2 separate regions of the Homo sapiens genome follow, and region 1 is linked to region 2. A link is a contact called in ENCODE POLR2A ChIA-PET data. All regions are on one chromosome and are shown on one strand. Each heading gives the region's core, a stretch centred on a gene start or an enhancer-like site at or near the end of the contact. The rest is flanking DNA. Distances are from core to core; before and after follow the strand shown. Region 1 overlaps GON4L (gon-4 like). Region 2 overlaps ASH1L (ASH1 like histone lysine methyltransferase).

Region 1 (3,597 bases), core at 469-2,968, 250 kb before region 2:
ACAAAGGATCATCAAAGAATGCTTTGTCCTCAATGGATCCTGAAGTGAGGCTTAGTAGCCCCCCAGGGAAGCCAGAAGATTCATCCAGTGTTGATGGTCAGTCAGTGGGGACTCCAGTTGGGCCAGAAACTGGAGGAGAGAAGAATGGGCCAGAAGAAGAGGAAGAAGAGGACTTTGATGACCTCACCCAAGATGAGGAAGATGAAATGTCATCAGCTTCTGAGGAATCTGTGCTTTCTGTCCCAGAACTCCAGGTGAGAGCTGGAGAATATTCTCAAGTATTTCGTGGACTCAGTAATATGTATCACTTATTGATATGCCACCTGCTTGCTTGCTGCACTATGGATAGTCCTAAAATCATTTGTATTTGATTTGTGAATGCATTATGGGACATGATTGTGGAGTTGAGGTGAAATGAGATGGAAAGGATGAAATTTTACTTATTATATTAAACTCGTTTACACATTAAATTGAATCACCTGACCATACTTTAAATGCCTTAAAAAATAGTAATAGGCTGGGCTTGGTGGCTCACTCCTGTAGTCCCAGCACTTTGGGAGGCTGAGGTGGGTGGATCACAAGGCCAGGAGTTTCAGACTGGCCTGGCCGACGTGGTAAAACCCCATCTATATTAAAAATAACAAAAATTAGCCAGGCATGGTGGCGGACACCTGTAATCCCTGCTGCTTGGGAGGCAGAGGCAGGAGAATTGCTTGAGCCCGAGAGACAGAGGTTGCAGTGAGCCGAGATCACGTCATTGCTCTCCAGCCTGGGCAACAGAGCAAGGCTCTGTCTCAAAAAAAAAAAAAAAAAAAAAAAAAAAAAAATAGTAAATAACTGGGCACGGTGGCTCACGCCTATAAATCCCAGCACTTTGGGAGGCCAAGGCGGGCAGATCACCTGAGGTCGGGAGTTCAAAACCAGCCTGACCAACATGAAGAAACTCCATCCCTACTAAAAATACAAAATTAGCTGGGCGTAGTGGCACATGCCTGTAATCCCAGCTACTCAGGAAGTTGAGGCAGGAGAATTGCTTGAACCGGGGAGGCAGAGGTTGCGGTGAGCCACGATTGCACCATCTCACTCCAGCCTGAAAACTATCTTCAGGTTACAGAAGTTTGTAAAAGGGAACTTCTTCCCCTCTCCTGCTGTCAGGCCGAATGTCAGCTATCACTGGGATTTCTTTTTTTTGTCTTGTTTTGTGTGTGGTTTTTTCTGTGTTTTTTTTTTGTTTGTTTTTGTTTTTGTTTTGAGATGGAGTCTTACTCTGTCTCCCGGATTGGAGTGCAGTGGCATAATTTCAGCTCACTGCAACCTCCACCTCCCGGGTTCAAGCAATTCTCATGCCTCAACCTCCCAAGTAGCTGGGATTACAGGCATGTACCACCATGCCTGACTAATTTCTGTATTTTTAGTAGAGACGTGGTTTCATCATGTTGGCGAGGCTGGTCCTGAACTCCTGGCCTCAAGTGATCCACCCACCTCGGCCTCCCAAAGTGTCAGGATTACAGGCGTGAGCCACTGTACCTGGCCCATTGCTGGGATTTCATAACTCAAGGAATTCCCCTCAGGACAGCTGTAGTGGGCTCCCCATTGTTTAACTTCAGATTATCCTGATATAGCTTTGTGTTGTTTGCAATTCATGAGCCACTAAGAGCCATTATAAGTACTCTTTGGAGGGTTTTACAGGAAACAATGGAGAAACTGACTTGGCTGGCATCTGAAAGGCGCATGAGTCAGGAGGGTGAGTCTGAAGAAGAGAATTCTCAGGAGGAGAACTCTGAGCCAGAAGAAGAGGAGGAAGAAGAAGCAGAAGGAATGGAAAGCCTGCAGAAAGAGGATGAAATGACGGATGAAGCAGTTGGAGACTCTGCTGAGAAGCCTCCTACTTTTGCTTCACCTGAGACTGCTCCAGAAGTGGAGACCAGCAGAACTCCACCAGGTGAGCTAGGCAAACCTATACTGAAGGACCATTCTCACTTAACCTCATTGTCTAGAGGACAGTGTGCAGGGTGGGTAGCTTATAAACCAGGTGGAGGATTTCCAGAGGAAACCCTCTGGATCTCTTCTGCAACACCCCTCCCCCAAAACATGTTTAATGTGGTATCTTTGTGGAGAACAGATACTCAGAAATTTTTAATTCAATTCTCATCCGTTGCTAGATTTATATTAGCTTCGTTCACTTTCTTTCTTTTTTTTATTTTTTTATTTTTTTTTTGAGACGGAGTCTTGCTCTGTCGCCCAGGCTGGAGTGCAGTGGTGCGATCTTGGCTCACTGCAACCTCTGCCTCCCAGGTTCAAGCGATTCTCCTGCCTCACCCTCCTGAGTAGCTGGGATTACAGGCATCTGCCCCCACACCCAGCTAATTTTTGTATTTTTAGTAGAGATGGGGTTTTACCATGTTGGTCAGGCTGGTATCGAACTCCTAACCTTATGATCCACCCGCCTCGGCCTCCCAGAGTGCTGGGATTACAGGCGTGAGCCACTGTGCCTGGCAGTTCACTTTGTTAAACTGATTGTTACCTTATCTGTCATGTGTGGGGCTAAGACCCATGTTTATTTCAGAAAACACTGCTTGTTCCTCATCAAGACATAGTCTCTCAAAAGCACTACAGAAGCCACACTTGCTCTTTAGACTTCCTTTCTCAATATGAAGTAGCTGATTATCTTGTTGTCATCCCAATTAAGGCAGTTACACTGCAGACTCTGCGTAGAACTGACTTGACGGACTTAGTTCTCATACCATTTTCCCAAAAACCTTTTCCTTGAATTGCTCCATAATATTGAATAGGATTTGGCTGGGGTGGTGCATGTGGTGGAATGGGAAGAACACAGGTTGCAGGGACAGGGAAACAATCCTTTTCATGTGTGCTACAAGGAGAGAGCATCAAAGCTGCTGGAAAAGGCCGGAACAATCATCGAGCTCGCAACAAGCGGGGAAGTCGGGCTCGGGCCAGCAAGGACACCTCCAAGCTGCTGTTGCTGTATGATGAGGACATTCTCGAGCGAGATCCACTCAGGGAGCAGAAGGACTTGGCCTTTGCCCAAGCTTATCTGACCAGGGTAGGCAAATGCTGCTTCCTGTTATTGCCAGTCTCTATGAATGTGGCTGCTTCTTCAAGGGAGATGTTTTTCAACATAAAGTCTGTTTTTCAGGCTATGCAACAGGCTTCATATTCCTCTATCTTGGCTTTTCTGGCAAAAGATCTCTGTGACAGAACCACAAGGAGACATAGAATTCAATCATAAGTATGTTTATTGTTAGTACCCTGCCATCATCCTTCTGTTGACCAGAGATTGGCAGAAAGATGATACCACCATCATCAGTGGGAGGTTGTGACTTTACTGGGTGCGCTGATAAGGACCTTTATAGAACCTTTGGCTTGAGAAGAAAGATAGTGGGTACACTGGCCAGCAAGTGGATTTCAGGAAAATACATTGCTCTTAAGACATGAACCAGCTGGGCGTGGTGGCTGACACCTATAATCCCAGCACTTTGGGAGGCCGAGGTGGGTGGATCACCTGAGGTCAGGAGTTAGAGACCAGCCTGACCAACATGGTGAAACCCTGTCTCTACTAAAATACAAAAATTAGCC
Region 2 (3,477 bases), core at 391-2,890:
TAATATATGCCTCAGGTATTTCTTACATTCCAGCAGATTTGGGAAACACTAGGTTTACTTACTGTGAAATGAGAGTAGGTTATTTTCTGTTCAGTGAGTTAGCTACTGAAAATAGTGTTCTTTTGTCTACTGAAATATTATATATAATTTTTTTCATATTTTTAAAATTATAAACTCCCAATGGCCATTACTGAATAGGTTACATACAGTGTTTTGAATGTGGTCAAGCAACCTCTTTAGTGGTCCTTACCGGTAGAAGAACTTAAACAACTAGTATACTGAAAGTAGTAGTTGCTGGTACTATAGCAGGAAGACAAAAGAAGAGGAAAACAGAACGATAGAAGGCAGTGTAAGAAACAAGAGGAAAGGATGATGATAAAGTGCCATCAGGCTACCTCAAAGGATAAAGTTTTCTGTCCATAATCCATGCTAGTATAGTATGTAGGCTAATCTCCGAGTTATATTGATATATATGTATATATAGATTGGTGCAAAAGTAATTGCAGTTTTGGGCCATGCATTTTTTTTTTTTTTTTTTTTTTTAAGGCAGAGTCTCCTTTTGTTGCCTAGGCTGGAGTGGAGTGCAGTGGCTTGATCTCGGCTCACTGCAGCCTCCGCCTCCTGGGTTAAGGCAATTCTCTTGCCTCAGCCTCCTGAGTAGCTGGGATTACAGGTGCTTGCCACCATACCTGGCTAATTTTTGTATTTTTAGTAGAGATGAGGTTTCACCATGTTGGCCAGGATGGTCTCGAATTCCTGACCTCAGGTGATTCGCCTGCCTCAGTCTTCCAAAGTGCTGGGATTATAGGAGTGAGTCCCTGTGTCCGGCCATTGACCATGAATTTTAAATCATCATAACTAGGCTCAAACACATCTTTATTAATCAAAATAGGAACCATTACAATAAAAGTTTGTGCCAAAAAGAAATCAGTTTGTTTAATCCTGTAGCATAAAAATCTGTGCTTCTGGATTCAACAAACTCTTGGGAAGGATTTTACGCATCCTGCTGGTTGTGGAAGCTGTTTCCCTGCAAAAAATTGTTGAGATGCTTGAAGAAGTGGTAGCTGGTTGACGAGAGGTCGGTTGAATATGTCAGGTGAGGCAAAACTTAGTAGTCCAATTCGTCCAACTTTTGAAGCATTGATTGTGTGACATGTAGTCAGGCGTTGTCCTGGAGAAGAATTGGGCTCTTTTTGTTGATCAGTGCTGGCGGCAGGCATTGCAGTTTTTGGTACATCTCATCAATTTGCTGAGCATACGTCTCAGGTGTAATGGTTTCGCTGGCATTTGGAAAGGTATAGTGGATCAGACTGGCAGCAGACCACCAAACGGTGACCATGACCTTTTTTGGTGCAAGTTTGGCTTTGAAAAGTGCTTTGGAGCTTCTTCTGGGTCCAACCACTGATCTGGTTGTTGCCGGTTGTGATATAAAATCCACTTTTTGTCACACATCACAGTCTGAGAAATTTTTCCTTGTTGGTGTGTAAAATGCCGAATGACTGTAGAATGGTTGAAGTTGCCGAGTTCCTCGGCAACTTCTCGTGTAGTTAAAAGAGGATCAGTTTCGATGATTGCTCTCAGTTGTTGTGAGCTTCTGACAGCCAGCCACTGTGCTTCTTATCTTCAAGGCTCTTACCTCCTTTGCAAAACTTCCTGAACCACCGCTGTACTGTACATTCATTAGCAGTTCCTGGGCCAAATGCGTTGTTGATGTTGCAAATCGTCTCCACTGCTTTATGACCCATTTTAAACCCAAATAAGAAGATCGCTTGAATTTGCTTTTAGTCTAACATTTCCATAGTCTAAAATAAATATAAATATAAATATAAAATAAACAGCAAGTAATCATTAGCAAAAAAACATAAAGTGAGAAATGCGCATTAAAATGATATATAACATAACCACATTTAAGAACGTATTCCAATATCAAGTGGCAAATTTCAACAGTGCAAAAACTGTAGTTACTTTTACACCAGTATTACCTGTTTTATTTATAGTTTATAACAATTATATAGTTTTAAAAAATAAATGTGTGTATATGTATGTATATCCGTATATATAAACTGTGGTAGGCTGCATATAACCTGAACTTTTTCCATTTTAACCATTTGTAAGTGTATAATTTTGTGGCATTAGGTAGATGCACTTTTTGTGCGACCATGCCCACCCACCAGCTCTGGATCTTTTTTTGACATTTTCCAGCTGACACTCTATTAACTCTTCATTCTCCCTCCTGCAGCCCCTAGCGAAACCACTATTCTACTTTCTGTCTTTGAATTTGACTACTGTAATTACCACATATAAGTAGAATCATACAATATTTGTCCTTAGGTAACTGCCTTATTTCCCTTAGCATAATGTCCTCAAGGTTGTCCATCTTGGAGTATGTCAGAGTTGCTTTCGTTTTTAAGGCTGAATAATATTCCAGTGTATGTATATACCAAATTTTGTTCATTCTATGGATATGTCAGATTCAGAAGCTGTTTGTGAATTTTTAGGTTAATGTGATTGTCAACTATTAATTTCTAGATTTGTTCAGCTATTACTTTTCTGGGTAGTATTTTACTAGATAAGTTAATCTAGTCCATCTATGGATGGCCACTGGTATTGCTTCCAGCTTTTAACAGTTGTGACTAATGCTGAACATGTGTGTAGAAATATCTGAGTCCCTGCTTTCACATCTTTTGGGTATGTATATATGTGGAAGTGGAATTTTTGGTCGTATTGCAATTTTTTTGGTAAGAGATTGGGTGTCGCTGTGTCACCCAGGCTGGACATTGTAATTCTTTTTTTTTTTTTTTTTTGATACAGGATCTCACTCCTGTTGCCCTGGCTGGAGTGCAGTGGCATAATCACAGCTCACTGCAGCCTTGACCTCCTGGGCTCAGATGATTCTGCCATCTCAGCCTCTTGAGTAGACCGGCTACAGGCATGCACAACCACTCCTGGCTCATTTTTTGTATTTTTAGTAGACATGGGGGTTTCACCATGTTGCCCAGGCTGATCTTGAACTCCTGGACAGGCTGGACAGTCTGTCTGTCTCAGCCTCCCAAAGTGCTAGGATTTACATGTGAGCCACTGTGCCTGGCTGGGGCATTATAATTCTATGTTTAATTTTTTGAAAGAATTACCATACTGTTTTCCACAGGGGCTGTACAATTTTACATTCCCACCAGGAACTCACAAGTATTCTGGTTCTTCCACATCCTCGGTAACAGTTATTCTGTATTTTTAAAAAATTATAGCCATCCTAATGTGTAGGAGTTACTCATTATATTTATAATTTATTATTATATATCTATAGTTTTGTTTGTTTGAGACAGCATCTTGCTATTGCCTAGGTTGGAGTGCAGTGATGTGATTAGGCTCACTGTAGCCTTGACCTTGACCTCCTGGGCTCAAGCAATCCTACCGCCTCAGCCTCCCAAGAAGCCGCGGCTACAGGTGTGTGCCACCACACTTCTAATATTTTTATAT

What was found. ChIA-PET counts read pairs that join two places held with the same protein, here RNA polymerase II (POLR2A).
Region 1: POLR2A ChIA-PET joins it to region 2 with 12 read pairs in AG04449. The contact joins two enhancer-like sites. POLR2A ChIA-PET finds 5 or more read pairs at or near these places in 4 of 52 experiments (A673, AG04449, B cell and 1 more).

The regions. Positions count from the first base shown.
Region 1 is chr1:155,761,657-155,765,253 of GRCh38, reverse strand. GON4L (gon-4 like) reads left to right here. Exons shown (of 32, transcript NM_001282860.2): 21 at 1-254; 22 at 1,690-1,942; 23 at 2,880-3,064. Among named protein-coding and RNA genes, the nearest start is that of DAP3, 74 kb to the right of the region's middle. Within about 2 kb of position 1,718, at least 4 of the 41 ENCODE cell types and tissues checked have a DNase peak (open chromatin) inside an H3K27ac peak, as active enhancers do.
Region 2 is chr1:155,512,899-155,516,375 of GRCh38, reverse strand. The region is part of intron 2 of ASH1L (ASH1 like histone lysine methyltransferase); the gene reads left to right. Among named protein-coding and RNA genes, the nearest start is that of ASH1L-AS1, 47 kb to the left of the region's middle. RefSeq lists an enhancer at 885-1,384. Within about 2 kb of position 1,640, at least 3 of the 41 ENCODE cell types and tissues checked have a DNase peak (open chromatin) inside an H3K27ac peak, as active enhancers do.